2 separate regions of the Homo sapiens genome follow, and region 2 is linked to region 1. A link is a loop called in an ENCODE intact Hi-C map of the cell type or tissue named here. Cell type or tissue: heart left ventricle. All regions are shown on one strand. Links, peaks and the distances in the headings refer to the core of each region. The heading gives the core; the rest is flanking DNA. Region 1 has its middle 120 kb from the start of GASK1B-AS1. Region 2 holds the start of LOC124900801 (a long non-coding RNA gene).

Evidence for each region. A loop is a pair of places that touch in the nucleus more often than their neighbours do. Peaks named below come from ENCODE experiments on the same cell type or tissue, not always from the same donor. Only the 100,000 strongest peaks of a DNase experiment are listed, where the experiment ranks them.
Region 2: a loop joins it to region 1, with 1.9 times the contacts of the local background. A loop is called at or near these places in 8 of 110 quality-filtered maps.

Annotation. Positions count from the first base shown.
Region 1 is chr4:158,050,336-158,058,683 of GRCh38, reverse strand. No RefSeq gene overlaps it. Among named protein-coding and RNA genes, the nearest start is that of GASK1B-AS1, 120 kb to the left of the region's middle. In heart left ventricle, for the core only: no CTCF peak of the experiment used is centred there; no DNase peak of the experiment used is centred there; H3K27ac peaks cover 4,718 bases.
Region 2 is chr4:158,001,583-158,009,930 of GRCh38, reverse strand. The region is part of intron 1 of LOC105377509 (a long non-coding RNA gene); the gene reads left to right. LOC124900801 (a long non-coding RNA gene) reads left to right here and starts at 176. Exons shown (of 2, transcript XR_007058348.1): 1 at 176-342; 2 at 802-1,033. In heart left ventricle, for the core only: no CTCF peak of the experiment used is centred there; no DNase peak of the experiment used is centred there; H3K27ac peaks cover 2,939 bases.

The DNA of each region.
Region 1 (8,348 bases), core at 92-8,091:
GTTTATTCTTTTTCCCTGAAAAACAACCATGTAATTTAAATATAATGATAATATTATTTTCCTAATTTCGAATTTTATATATTTTTTCTAATCTAATTATACTGATACATCCAGAATAATGTTAATTATAATAGTAATAAAATATATACTTGTATTATTTTCTATTTCAATTAAAGTGCTGCTAATATTTCTATATTAAGCATGATTTACATAACTGAAATGTCAACTTATTTCCATGTTATTGACAATATTTACAATTATGTTAGCTTTCTGTTAAATGCTCTTTCAGTATCTAAAATATGAAAATTAGTATATGATTTTTCTTCAGTGACTCCTTCATTAATATTTGAAATTAATACATAGATATGCTAACATTTATCCATCCTCTCATTAGACTAAATAACCCTTCTCATGCTGTATTATTATTTTAATGTGCTCTTGGGTTCTGTTTACTATTATTTTCACATTCATAATCATGAAATAAGACTGATTTCTACTTAGCTTTTGTTCCTGCTATTGCTTTTGGGTTCTAGATCCATATTATAATCATTTTCTAAAGAGTGCTTGAGTTCTTTCAGTTTTTTCCCTGTATTTTTAAACTGCATAGATTTCATTGTAGTTATCTTTTCCTTTCAGGTTTGGTAGAAAACCTTGAGAAAGAGTTTGAACCTTGGATTTTCAGGAATAATAATTTTATAGTGACATTTTTTGGATTATCAATGTTAGTAATATTTTTGACTGTTTCTGGAATTAATTTTCATGTTCCCAGAAAATAACCTATTTTATACAAGTTCTCATTGTCATTGAGCAGAGTTGAGCAAAATATCTACTCATAATTCTGGTAATTTCTGATTGTAGTTATTTCCACAGAAACATTTCAATATTTTGTATTTGCACTTCTACTCTTTTTCTTGGTTAACTTTTAATGATTAATCTATTTTGTTATATTTAAAAGCAAAAAATTCTTACATTTAAAAATTCTAATAATTTAATTTTAATCGATAAAAATCTGTTTTTATGTTTATTAACTCAATTTATTTTCTAAAGGATTGTTAATTTTTTAATTAACTCTCAAGTTAAATTCTTTATTTATTACATTTATACATTTTCTGAGCAATGCTTCAGTTTTATTAGATATGTCTGTTTAAAGTTTCTACTCCATCATGAACTTGAATTTCTTTCAGAAATTATTTCCTTATGCCCAATATACTTGCATACTTATTTTTACTTAAACAAATTAGCCTTAAAGTACTTTAGTTACTTTGGAGTGACTCTGTATAATTAGTAAATTAAAATGTGCTTATCTAATGCGGTAGTGTACCACATATATACATGGGAAATATTTTTTTTCCCTATCTGAGAGAAGGAAGCATTTTTATTGCAAGGAACAGTAATAACATAAAAACGAATAAACCAAGGTTCTAAGTTTGATGTACTAGTGTTCTCTTTTGCTTGGCTAACTTGAATATCCATGGACTGAGAATAACAACTTCTAGTCTGACTTCTTAAAAATTGGAAAATGCAAGTGGAAAGCAGGAATCTCTGGCCATCTCTTTGGGACTGTTCACATTCCCAGTTGTCCCTGCTTGGATAACAGGAACCCTAGTCTTACAAGTTGTGGCTGGATGCAAAAACCAGTGGCTCTACTCTTAAAGGGGACAGACTGACTCAATCAGGGTAGGAGACAAAAATTCCAGCTTTGCTAATTGAAAGTAGTGGTGGACTGAATTGTGAATGAGCAGGGAAAACCTTCTAGCCAGACATTTCACAGGCAGAGTCTGGAAACAAGGGAGCCATAGAAGTGCTGAGATAAGCTCTCTACAACTGTTGCTTCACTGGGAAACTTTAAATGTGCAGGACAGATCAAACAGACACAGAAATATAAAAAGGAAAAAAGTCCTATGGAGACTTGAGAACAAGCTGCAACTTTGAATATGTTTTTCAAAGTACTTACAGATGGATTGAGAGGGCTGGAAGCCTAACATGCTCCAGGTGTTTGAACAAAACCTCTGCTCAAATAATTAGCTGACCTCTTAGCTAGGCAGATACGAGATGCAACACCTAGGACACCAGGCTGAAAAATAAGTGTAAGAATAGAAACCCTGAGCAGAGACATCAGCAAACACAGATAGATTCTGTAAATTTAGACCAAAAAAATTAGATTAATAGTCCTCAGAAAAATAAAGGATCTAGAATTGTTATAGCATATAATCTAAAATGTATACGTTTCAAACAAAAATTATAAGACACTCAGTAAAATGTGGCTTATACTTATTTGCAGAAGCAGTCAGTAGAAACTGACTCTGAGTGGGTACAAATATTGGATTTAGCAATGACTTAAGAGTAGCTATTATAAATAGGCTCAAAGGTGTAAAGGAAACGCTGAAGAATTAAGGCAAACTAGGATGATAGTGAGTTACTAAATAAGGAATCTTTGTAGTGAAATGGGAACTATTTGAGAAGAAACAAATAGAAAATCTACAGTTGAAAATTACAGTAACTGGAATACACTGAATACCCTTTAGAATACTCGCAATACTCAGAGCTCTTATCAACAGATTTGTGATTGGCAGAAGAAAGAATCATGTCAACATGGGTTGGGTTCTAGTGAGTCCCTTCTTCTGAGTTGCAGTCTGCCTGTTTTTTTTTTGTTTTTTTGTTTTTTTGTTTTTGTATTTTTGTTTTTTGTGTCCTCACAGAAGGAGAGCTAGAGTGCTCTCTGGGGTCTCTTTTATAAGAGCACTCATACTATTCATGAAGACTCTACTATCATTACCTAATTACTTCCCAAAGGCCCCACCTCCTAACACCATTGCACTAAGGATCAGGATTACAACATATGAATTTGGTAGGAAAACAAACATTCAGTCCAAACCACAGGGAAACAACATAACTAATGACTGATTTTTTATCAGAAAAAAAAGGCCAGAAGACAGTGTGCAATGACGTATTTAAAATGTTGAATGAGAAAAAAGTTAATTAAGAATTATTATACATATAAAATATAAATATTTATATATACCTAAAAGTAACCAAGTAATATGATATAATAAAAGTGTCCATTTATCACAAAGAAAGACAGTAAAAGAGGAATAAGAAATGATAAAGTCATGAGATAAAGAAAAAAATAGCAAAATATAAATCCAACCATAACAGTCATAACTTTAAATAGATTAAGCACTCCAATGGAAAGACAGAGATTGCCAAATTGAATACAAAAAGGAAGATCTAACCCTATGTTTACTATAAGAGAAATACTTTAGATCCAAAGACATGCATAGATTGAAAGCAAAATTATTAAAACAGATATACCATTCAAACATTAGCTATAAGTAAGCTGGAATAGCTACATTAATATTAAAGTAGATTTTAAGAGAAGAAATATTACTAATGACAGAAAGAGATTTTTCTACTTGATAAAGTGCCCGACATATCAGGAAGATTAAGCAATTACCAGTCTACATGTGCCTAAAACAGAATCCCTAAATAAATTAAGCAAAATCTTCCAGAATTGTAAGAAAAACAGACAACTCTCAAACTTGGTTATAGTTGGAGATTTCAATATTCTTTTCTCAGTAATTGACAAGCCAACTAAATAGAAAGGAATAAGGGTGTGGAAGTATTGAAAAGAGCTATCATCCAATTTGACCTGATATATAGAGAACCTTTCACTCAGCAATAGCAGAATCCACAGTTTTTTCCATGCACTTGAATCATTCTCCATGATAGACTTTATGCTAGGACATAAAACAAGTTTCAGTAACTTAAAATAGATTGAAATTTTACTAAGTATATCCCCCAACCACAACACATTAAATTGGAAATAAACAACAGGACAAAGTCTGTGCTTAGAGGTAAATTTATAACTTTAAGCACTTACAGTTGAAAGGAAGAAAGATAAATCAATAGTCTAAGCTTTTACTTTAAGAAGCTGGGAAAATAAGAGCAGCAAATCCAATGCCAAAAAAGAAGACAGAAATAATAAAATCAGGGTGGAAATTAAAAAAAAGAGAAAAAATTAGAGAAAATCAATGAGACCAAAGATAATTATTTGTAAAGACGAGCACAGTTGGTAGATATTTAGGCAGACTCATAGAACAAAAGAGAAATAGAAGCTAAAGCAGAAAAAGAGTCAGCCATTATTGTGTTGACTTTGCTTTCACATCTCCCACCTATAGATTGTAGATAGTGAAATTCCCAAGATAAATTTGGAAATCCAAGATTGGAGGCTACCATTGTCTTTATTTGGAAGACAAGGTGATTATAGTTGAACAGATTTTCCCTATGTCCTAATGACACGGACACAATAGAATAGAGATGACTTGAAGGGGTACTGAAGGAATCTGCAGCCTACTGTAATATCAAAGACTTTTGGTATTAATTCAGATGTTCTTCATGCTACCAACAACAGTTTGGAACTTAGCTAAGAAACAACTAATGAGATGATCCCTTAGGATTTGATGAAGGACCCCAAAAGATTGTTTTTCTGGTGAAAAAGACTGTTTATATATTTTAATTGTTAGAATGCGAAGATGGAAATTATATCTTAAAGGATCAGATTCTGATTATTCTCCAGGGAGCACTGAGATATAGTAAGTGGAATATTTAACATTAGGCAAACAGATTCAATCATAGATTCCTCGGTCCTGTTGATGGGACCTTGGCAAAGCCCTGTGACCTCTTTGAGTTTCTTCATCTGTAAGATAAGGATATCCGCTATCTACTTTTACCTAATTCTACAAAACAATAATGACAGTCTGATGTTTAAATGACATAAAATATGTGAAAGTTGTTTTGTAAGTGCTCATAAGCACTGCAAAATATTATTCATCTCTGTATTGTTGCTATTTATTTGTAGATAAGGGTTTTTTTGTAATTTGTCAACTTAAATTTCATTTTTTCTCCAGTTTGCAAATTTTTGCAAGTCTTTCAAACAATTACAGAAATGTACTATTTTACAGCTTCTTTGTAAAAATAATTGAGCTGGGGGATTGTTCACTCTAAGTCCTGTAAGATTTTATTTTCTTATATATTTCTTCTAGACTTAATATACAAGAATAAGTTCACCATTTTCTGCAATTTGTACCTGAGTCTTTATACTATTATATTGATGGACTCATCTCATTTTCCTTCCCCCCGCCCAAATCTGCTACATAATTCATACTAAAATGCAAATGCTCGAAAATGGCTTTAATGGAGAGCTCTATTAAGAGTGTGAATGGGATGGGGAGTGGGATTGGTATTTCACAGAGATCAAACTTTTCACACATACTTTATCCAACCTGCAAATATACTGATTCAGTTGTTCTGGGGTGAGGCTTGGATAGCTGCCTTTTAAGATACAGTATTTTAAAACACTGAAGGATACCCTGATTAGAACCTCTGATTTGAGGGATTAAGCTTTCTGGAATGTTGGGCATCAATCACACAAGTAAAGAGTTTGGAAAGGCATCCTGGCCTGCTTGCTATGTTTAAATCACATCACAGAAATAATTGCTTACTGTCCTTAAAATCTGTCAGCACATACAGCACTTTGACACCTGATGGGCTCCCAAATAACAATAGTTGGGGGGGTTGTCATCAGTGTTACCTTGAGAAATGGAAACACAGTATATTTATTGTCCGTGTATTGTCCCCCTCCTATATATTTATTTATCTTGGTAAAATTGTTAATGTCGATAGGCAGTCATTTACAAAACATAACTCAAGGTAAGCCATATTTTTGTCACTCATTGAATTATGCTTTAACCTGTTACTTCTTCCTCAGAGATTAGATTTAACAGACATGTAATGAAACTACTCAGGTGTTGATGTTCATAATCATCTTGGGTCCATCTAAGTTTTCACAAACTCACATTTTGTTCTTGAAAAAATTATTGGAAATTATAACACAATTTATAGAAATTATGATGAAAAGTTTATGTACTAGGCAAGAATTTCTTGAAAAGTATGTTAATTCCCATAGGATTTGAAGATAACTCTTAGACAAGGGTTACCATATAAGTTGTATATAATTTTAGCATATAGATTAGCAGCCAAATATGGCATATTTTCACAATTTTTTGGTGATGCAAAATTCGTGTGATATTGAGCAGTCTCAACTCTCAACAGACAGTTTTCCCGGTCATGTGGATAGCAGAGTTGACTGGACTTGCTTTACTGGAAGATGAGCAAAGGTGATTTGCTTTAAACAAAAAACAAAAACAAAAACAAACCCTAAAAACAAACGAACAGACAAAAAATACACATGATACTGTTTACGTCTCTGGAAGATTCTGATTTATGCCCAGGTTCACGAAGCACAATAGCGTAAAGTCTATAAAATCTATTAAATAAGGGTTCTTGTTTTTACAAATAAATTTAATAGTTCTCCATTATAAAATGGGCATTTATTAACTGGCTTCTAAGTGCCAGACACTAATCCAGACATTTTCATATCCATTATTTCAATAAGTTATTTTCAGAAATGCAATTTAGTAGGTTAAAAAACAACAAAACAAAAAAACCCTTAAAAAACAATATTAGCGATCTACTTTGGAAGAAATGCAGCATAATGTCTGATCAGAGTCAAAGGAAATAGCTTCAACAGCTACTGTTTTAAAAATGAAACAGGCCTCATCACATTCCTTTCTTGAAAAACCACCAAAATTGTTTTGTTGTTGATTCGTTTGAGAAGTAGTGAGGAAAGGAGGTGAAGGGAGGACAGAATTATTCTATTTTCTTATTATAGGCCTTCTATTCTGTGCTGTATGATGCCAACAGAAACAACTTAAAATATCCAAAGTCCCTCAGAAGGTTGTGAGATACAGCCTTGGTGGGTTTTGCAGTGCTGTGAGGAAATGGGGTCCCATTCCAGGTCTCAGATGCCTGCAGTGCAAAGGCATTAGGTTACTTTCAAGTTTCCTCCTTCCCATTGCTCTTAAATGCACAAATCATGAGATGAGACTCTCAGGGGTGGGGCCCTGGGTATTCTTTTAAAGTTCCTTAGGAGGTCACCATGCAGTCCTCAGTGCCTGGGTATTTGGGAAACACTTCTTCTAAAAGTTTTATTTTAAACTTATTGAAGCATAGGGATATAATGATACAGAATATGTCGAAACTCTTAAAATTCCGGCATTCCTTCTCAGAGCCAAAACCTCAGAGAGTCATTGCAAAAGCTCTCCTTTAATCCCAGGGCTTGATTCATGGAGCACTTACAGTCAGGGCGGCAGCTCTTTCCCAAGAGACTGTGTGGGAAACAGAGTTGGGGAACGACTCAACTTGATATCTGTTCCTACTCACTTCTCTGATATTTAAAAAATAAAAAAGGATAAAGTTGATATTACAGGGAAAAAAGGACCTCTTTTGCCTCTTCATACATTACAGAATCGAAAGTCTGATATAAAAAAACAAACATAATATATCATCTTGTCCATACCCCTACTTAGAGAAGTAAACTTGTGCTTCTCCTCCCCTTATCTCTGATGAGGTTACAGAGATCCCAAGAGGTTAAATCATTTGCCCAAAATTACATGTTGACTCAGTTGCATTCTAATTATTGAGAATGACTTAGAGTATAAACAGCAATCTTTTTAATATTTCACAATTACATATCAGAGTTTTCCATTTGTCTCTGTCATTATCAGTCTTTTGCTGATGTTGAACAGTGTTGTCTCATTTTCCAAAGCAGCAAAGTCCTGACTTCCTTTAGTCTTCCTTCTGCAGTCATCCCCACAGTTCAAGATCCGTGATTATTAGATGGTAAATTCCAAATTCTTATTCCAGTTTTTTCAGCCTGAGCTAGATTATTTTAAAATTAAAGCCGAGTTTCAGACTGACATGAAAAATGTCTTTGGCGTTTCCAAATTTATATACAAAAGCAGATTTATGTGATTTGATATAACTTTATTTATTATTTTCTTTTGTTTGTTTTTTTTTGAGACTGAGTCTCGCTCTGTCGCCCAGGCTGGAGCATAGTGGCGTGATCTCTGCTCACTGCAAGCTCCGCCTCCCAGGTTCACGCCATTCTCCTGCCTCAGCCTCCGGAGTAGCTGGGACTACAGGCGCCGCCACCATGCCCGGCTAATTTTTTGTATTTTTAGTAGAGACGGGGTCTCACCGTACTAGCCAAGATGGTCTCGATCTCCTGACCTCGTGATCCGCCTGCCTTGGCCTCCCAAAGTGCTGGAATTACAGGTGTGAGCCACCGCGCCAGGCTGATATAACTTTATTTTTAAAATTCTTATTCATAGCATCTTGTTCATCAATAGATTGACTTTATATTTGCCTTACAGTCAGTCAAATTAGATCTGAGTAAAGAAGCTTAAAACACTGAATGAAGGGAAAGAATTTATCTATTTTTTTTTTTT
Region 2 (8,348 bases), core at 145-8,144, 49 kb after region 1:
AGGATGAGACAGGAGGTCGGCACAAGATACAGGTCAAAAAGACCTTGCTGATAAAACAGGTTGCAGTAAAGAAGCTGGCTACAACCCATCAAAACCAAGATGACCTCGAAAGAGATCTCTGGTCGTCCTCACTGCTCATTATATGCTAATTATAACACATTAGCATGCTAAAGGACACACCCACCAGCACCATGACAGTTTACTGTTGCCATAGTAACATCAGGTTGTTATCCTCTATGGTCTAAAAAGGGGGGAACCATCAGTTCGGGGAATTGCCCACCCCTGTCCAGGAAAACTCATAAACAGCCCAGCCCTTGTTTGGTATATAATCAAGAAATAACTGTAAGTATCCTTAGTTGAGCAGCCCATGCCGCTGCTCTGCCTATGGAGTAGCCATTCTTTTATTCCTTTACTTTCTTAATAAACTGACTTTCACTTTACTCTGTGGACTCACCCCAAATTCTTTCTTGCGTGATATCCAAGAACCCTCTTTTGGGGCCTGGATCTGGACCCCTTTCCGGTAACATGATCATGGGTAGTTACTTTATCACTCTTTATTTCCTTTTCTTCATTTTTAAAATGTGTGTAATATGTCATTTAGTTTGCAAGGTTGAAGGGATTGGAGCACAAACCTTCTCAACAAGCCTGAGGAACTTGCCCTCAGGTTTGTCAAGGAGCAAGGCTGCAGCCGACAAATGGAGCCACTGTTCTCTGTTTCTCTGCTGTGTCAAGTTCAAAACTGATGACCCAAGAATGGAGCTCATCAATTTCAAAAGGAAATAATTCTATGCTTTTTTTTAGCCTCAGAAGATAAATATTTCTTGTGGTACCTCTGACATGGCAACATGCCCATGCACGTCGGCAGTGAATAGATGGGGTTGGTGGATGGAAATGGCAAACAGACCGGACAGACCTCACCCAAAACTTAACAGCAGCAGGCCCTGAGAGGGCCAGTGAATCTCTCCATGATCCTTGGTTAGTGGTCAATCTGAAGCTTTTCTTACCGAAACAAATAAAGATATGTCTACAACAACTGATATCGACTGAGAGGCATATCAGGCAGGGGTAGCTGCCTGAACTCTGAAAGGGACAGAGAGGAGGCACAGTGAAGACAAAGAAGTAATGTGTAACTTTTGGGGAATGAGGAGGCTACAGAGCCTGATGGTAAAACTATGTCAGCTGCTCAGGAGGGAGAAGCTGGAAGGGAGGTTTGTTGTTCTTGGCAGGCGGATGTGGAGGTTGGAATGAGTGTAGTCCTTTTAAGTTTTGTTTTGTTTTCTTTCCAGAATATCAGTGACCTTTTCTCCCAATCTAAAAATTTAACTTAAGAGAATATATTATGTGTAAACTTGGGGCAATAAGGGCAAAACAAAACAGCAGCAAAAACAAGGCAATAGCATTTGCTAATCTTTACCTGACAGCTGAAATAGATAGCATTTGTAAAGATGCGGCTCAAAGAAAGTACTCACAATTGATAATTACTGTTGTTGTTGATGTTTAGTTGCGGATCTGTTATGAGTGCCATTTATTTGTCACTAGGCTTTTGTTTATGTGCAATTCATTTTCTCTAATATATTCATAACAAATTTATACAAAAAGTATCAATTTCCCATTTTGTATTCAATGGAATTGAAGTTGAGAAAAATTAAATTAACTGAATAAAGTCACATAGACAGGAAGTCAGAAATCAAATGCAGACTAGTATATGTCCAGGTTCTTTCTTTTACATGGCATTGCAAATATTTAACATACAAAGTGTGAGGTTCTAACCTATACAAATATAGAAAATGGAGGAGCAAATGGATGGCAACTAAAGTAGGAATACACTAAAGATCTATTTTCTATTAATCCACACTTTTCCTTATTTTGACATTGTTTCTATCCCAAGCACAAGTAAGTGTTTCCATTTGGATGCTAATAGGTGCAAGCTTCCCAGCTTCACTTTTAAGACTTGTTAAAAGAAAAACTTTAGTTGAATTAAATTTAAGAGAGTTTAATAGAGCAAAGAACTATTCGTGAATCATGAATCAGCAGCCTCCTGAGCCAGAGTAGGCTCCATGACTTCAGCACAGCCACGGATGTAGGGACAGAAAAAGCAAAGTGATGTACAGAAAACATAAGTGAGGTGCAGAAACAGCTAGGTTGGTTACAGCTTGGTGTTTGCCTTATTTGAACAGGGTTTGAACAGTTGGCCACATCTGATTGGCCAAAACTTGGTGATTGGCCTAAGAGTAGGTTACAACTCCATTTAGTTTATAGTTCAGGATGTACAGAGAAACATTTAGGGTGAACTTAAAATATGTAAGGAGATGGCCTTAGGCTAAACATAATTGAACCGACTTAAGAGATTTGAATTGTTCCCATAAATTGTGGGAAACATCAATAATTTAAAGATGATCACTTATATCATCTTTCATCAAACTATAATGCTGTATTCAAAAAGCAAGAAACCACTGAGAAGAGAAAAACAACAGGTTTACAAGTTATTAATAGCCTAAGTCACAGCTTTGGAAGACAATTAACATTTTTAAAGACAATTATAAAACTTATGAACATGGTTTCCATAGTAACCACTGTTTGCTATTTAATTAGGATATTCTTAAAATTCTGTTATAAAATAAAACACTTCCAGCAATTGTCAAGATATAAAAAGGTTCATGCTGTGTTATGCATGGTAAGGGTTTTCCAGAATTAATAAGGAAGTGTGAACTTGTTGGTTTGTTGTTCTGCTACAGCTGAGGGAAAATGCTGTAATACAATGAGTAGGCACTTAGCCAGGAGGCCATTTCCTAATAAAAACAGTTAGCATTGTGCCATAAGCATAAGAAAAACAGCTTATAAAACACCATATGAAACTTGAACTCAAGGAAAAAGAGGATATGATTTTTTGTAACATCCTAACTTAAAAATAAATGTTCTCTCTTTTGGCCACCAGTATAATACTTAAAATAGTTTGATAATTATTTCTACAGTTGTGTCACTTTTTCTTTTGAGCATTAAAGTAGGTGGCACATCATCCAAAGTCAGGCATTTAAAACATGCACCTTAAAAATAGTTTGTTGTCCGCCTTAAAATACTCTTGTTTATGAGCCTTCAGCAAAGTGTTATTTTTAGCCAACTGAAGTACTGATATAGGAGTAAATGAAAAGAAAAAAAGAAATTCTGGTGGAACTCAACAGAGACAAAGCACACAAAATTTGAATATATTTAGGCCGTAACACTCCAGTTTCTACTCTGTGTGAAAATATTACAAATAAGCATAGTTATTCAAGAATTATAACTTTCTTGCTTAGAAAAGAAGTAGTATACTTAAAGATTTTCAAAAGGACCACACATTTTGGAAATAACAGTATAACTGCTATTGCCAATGCCTTGTTACAAATTATTCTAAATCCTGTATAGTAATTTTCTGCTTAAAGCCAAAATAACAAATACAGTGTGAAAAACAAAACCCCATCGCTGATTGACGAAACCTCTGTATCATATGTGAGAGACATACACAGCAGATCACATGTTTTTGTTGTAGTCTTAGAAATGATGATGACTTTGGAAACATATGAATCTGTTTAGAAGTTTGGAGAGGTCTTTACAAAGGAAGAAAACAGATAGCTGAGCTTTAGTGGGTAAATAGAAGTTTTCCAGGGAGGGAAGAGAAATAAACATCCAGTCAGAAGCCTAATAAGAACCAAGTCTCTAAAAGGTGAAAATATTGGTTATGCTTGGTGTGGCTATGGTATAAAATTGTGCAAGGGGGAGGGAGAAATAAATTCAGAAAGTTAGTTGGGATTTTATTTTCCTGTTCAAAGTGAATGCAAATTCAATCTCAAGCGTGTCTAACTAAAAAGATAATTAATTAGCTTATGTTACTGAAAAATCCAGAGTTAGATAAATGTAAGCTTTCAGTCTCTCAATTCAGGGTCTGATGCAATTAGTAAGACTCAGTTTCTTTCTCTTCATCGTTGAGCTCTGCTTCCCCTCTGTTGGGTTCATATTCAGCTACAGACTCTCCTCATCATAAAATGGGCCTTTGCCTTGTATCCTGAACCAGGTCCCTTCCATGTTTGACCTGTAATTTCTTCTCATTGAATCAGTTTGGTCACTTGCCCATTCCTGATCCAATGCTGCTCTGCACCATTTGGCCAGGTGTATGGTGCTACTTTACCATTGAAGTTGAGAATAGAGCTACATTTGAATAATATAGGGGGCATGGGTCCTGGCAAATTAAAAAAAAAAACTATAATCCATCCCTTAGGCTAGCAAAAGTACAAACAGAACCTTATTCTTAAATTCCTTTTTCCCAGTTACTACATTCACTCCAAGTCTATGGCCTCTGGTCAATATTAATTCCTTCTCATCAGGTCTGGGTGTAGTTCCTCATGGTCATCAAGCATCATCAAACAAGTAGAGAGTTTATCTTTGTCATATGCAAAACACATTGATAGAAAATACAAATATGTACCACAAAACTTCCATTGGATGGAAAGAATGGGAAACAAAACACGGTGGCCTATCTGGCTCAAAAAGAATAGCAAGGATTATTTGCTCCATTTTCCCTGACACTGTAAGTTCTTTTGTCAGCAGACCTGAATTAGTCACCCTAGTTGTATTTTACTCTATAGTTTTCCTTATTTTTGTCCTCAGTGGTCATGTGTGAGATGTGTGTGTTGGGTATCCCCCATCTGTTTCCCTTGCTATCCGATTAGGAATTTGGGATATGCTTTAGTGGTTGTACTTGCAGCCTGTTTTATTCCAGTGTTGATAGGACAATTCCATTAAAACTTAAGTGGACTTTCAATCTGTCCTCTAGACAATTCCATGGGCCAGTGCCAAAGGCCAGAAATCTCCTCAAGCTGGTCTTTGTATGAGAACTAGGCCCCATGTTTTTCTTAATTAATACCCGCCTGACACATTGCTCTGCCTATCTTCCTTACCCTGAGAATCTGCATCTTGCCCCTGCCTTGGGCCATTTAACATAAGGACTGGGGCTGATGTGGGATCTTTATACTGAGGTGACCATCCCTCTAAGTGTAGTTTAAAAGAGGAGCTTTTCGAAGAATCCTGAGGAGGATGGCTTCTCTCTGGTTTTAATATTACCTCCTGTGATTGCTCCTACTTCCCTGCTTTTGCTGGCAATAACTTTAGTTTGGAGGAGAGAATCCAGCTGTCTGAACTTTCAAATTTTTCTGTGACCTCGAATGGAAAGTCTCAGGCAAGAAAGGTATTTCTTGGTAAAGCCATATATTTTTTTCTTCCTGTCTTTACTTAGAGGAACAGATTTCAATGTCAGCTTCTTTTTAAAAAGAAGACTTACAGTGAACCATAAGAACTAGCAAGCATATGCCACAATTCTACATTTTTTAAATTCAAGACGATTAGTTCTATTGTCTCAGTAAGGATAGCTTCTGAACACCAAGCTAATACGTGTGTAAATTTACCTATTTGTAACCTCCGTTACCAAATTACAAGTGTTACCCAGCACGAAGTGTTAGAGTCCTCCTCCCTCCTTGATTCTTCCAATTATGAATTTAGTGTTTGTCATTTGCATTGTTCCATTCTTAGTGTTAGCTTTTGTATGTTCTGATGGCACGTGAGAGAAAAGACAATCCAGAGTATGACAAAGGGGGTTTATAGACTAACACAACTGAAAAGGCCAGGGTTTGCTTGAGCCAGGGGGATGTTAACAGGATCAAGTTTTTCTTTGTTCGTGTTTAAGATTCACATCTTCTTTGTTGACTTGTTTTTCAGATAGTGTGCTTGTTTGAGTTGTGTCGATTTTGTGAAAGATGGTCAGATACTGTGTTAGATAGGTGAGAAATAATTGAATCAGAATTATGGATTTGCCTAGACAGGAAAATACAGATGAAAAGAGAAGGATACCAGGCTAGAATTCTGGAATATACCAATGCTTAGTGCAAAGGAAGAAGTGATGATAAAGGAGGGGGAGAAACAGCAGTAAAAATGTAGTTAAAATACTGGGGTAAGTCTTTTTATGACTTCACTAGACTAGTATATAAACTAATACTTTCAAAGAAAAGTTGCATATTTAAAAGCTTTGACAATTTTTAATGCATTTTTGATAGCACATGATTCTGAAAAAATAAATGAGAAGTTGGTTTTTTGAAAAGAAAGAATAAATTGGGAATAATAACCAAACATAACAGTGAGTTATTTTATTTGAGAATAAAACAACTATAAAGACAGAAAGTGAGTAAAAAGTAATCTGTTCTTAGAAAAAAGAGTTTGACAGTTTATCCAAGTTTATCATAGAATACCTGTATAAGTACACTATTTTAGGTGCTTTAACATTTTGGAACATTCCAATTTTGTTATTTATCAATAACACTTTCAAATGTTTCCTAATAAGAAACACATGTATCACATATAAATTTGTTATTCTACCATTACTTCTACTTTTTAGAATTGTTCTTTTCAGATCAATTCTTGAGTGTTCATTTCACCAGAGCCAACACCTAAACAGAGAACCCCAGGGAAATTCAGGTTTTGTGGTTTGTATTGCAGCTTCTCAGGAAGCTAGCATGAAGTTGTGTAATGTCTTTCTATCAGCTATTCCTTGTGGGTATAGTGAGCTATTTTCTCATGATTAGACTCTATAATTACAGACATTTAATAACAAATCATGTCATGATGGGCCTAGGAATTTCAGCCATAAAATTGGCACTTGCCAAATATCAATTATAAAACTCAAAGCATTATATAGATATTGGTAGTATTGTTTTGTTCTCAGACCATCAGCACATATGCATAACAATTATTGTCATTGCCACATAGATTTTAAATCCCTTTGGGAAGATAATGCCTGCCTCAGTGATAATAGTATTTATCGTTTGATCTTTCTGCCTAAGGTATTAGAAGTTACTAACTCCCAGAGTCTTTTGATTTCTTTGAGTAGCTTTTTGTTAAAAAAAAAAAGCCAACAACACACACAAACATCAACCATAGTGAAGCACAATTAGAAGAAAAGGTAAACTGCTAGTTAGAGACTGCCCATGAACTCGGATAGTGAGTGAGATATTTCAGTGTCAAGTATATCAAGGGACTTGAAATCACTCTCAGACTCCTCCCGTAAGACTTTCAGCTCAGTGTTTTTTAATTGACAAAATAAAAATTTATATACTTATGATATACAATATGATGTTTTGAAATATATACACATTGTGAAATGGGTAAATTAAATTAATTAACATATGTATTACCTCAGCTACTTATCATTTTTATGTGGTGAGAAAGAACACTTGAAATATACTCTCTTAGCAATATTCAAGTATACAGTGTATTGCCACTAACTATAGTCACAGTCTCTTGAACTTATTTCTTCTATCTATCTGAAATTTTGTATCCTTTCACCAACATCTCTGCAATCTCAACCCCTACATTGCCCCGACCCTTCACCACCACACAGCCCCTGGTAACCACCATTCTACTTCTGCTTCTAAGAGTTCACCTTATTTAGATTCCACACAAAAGTGAGATAATGCAGTATTTGCCTTTCTGTGCCTGGCTTATTTCAGTTCACATAATGTTCTCTAGGTTCATCTATGTCATTGCAAATGATAGATTGTTTTAACACACACATAAAAATGAAACTCTGCTGTTATGTAAGACAAAATTCAAAGAGGGAACCAAGTTTGTAAAGCAAAAGCAGTAAACAAAAATTCCAAATTGTCATCTAAATGATATGTGAGATAAAAAAGTGATTAAAATTTATAACTGTAGACTATTAGAACAATAAAAATGAGAACCCTATATTAAAACTAATATAAGTGGTTCAAAGCTAAATTCGAATGTGATTACATGGTTAAACAACAACACAAAAAAAGCAAACTAAACCTTCAACTTAGAATGGTCCAGAAAAAATTAAAAGGACACACACACACATACACACACACACACAGAAGAGAGGAATAAAAGAAACAGGAAGGAAGGAATTAAAGTAAGGAAATTAGAGAACAACAAAAAAACAGTTGAACTGCAAGGGAAACCATGAGAGTTGATTCTTTGGGGAAAAATAGTAAAGCTAAACTTGTGGAAACTATAATAACGAGATAAAAATTTTTCAAGAGAGAAAAGGAATGTAACAATGTTTAAGTAGGATATTAAAATTATGAGACTATTGTATACTCAATGCTAATACATTTAAACATTTCTATGAAATAATTGTTTTGTAGAAGATAATAAACTTCTAAAATATATCAAGAATAGAAAGTAAAAAATACATTTTGAAAAATTATTTCCACATAAAACTCTAAACAAAAACAGATGACTTATTACAGATTTACAAGGAATGGATTTAACATTTCCATGCCAAATTGTGTGGCCAAGAGTATCGA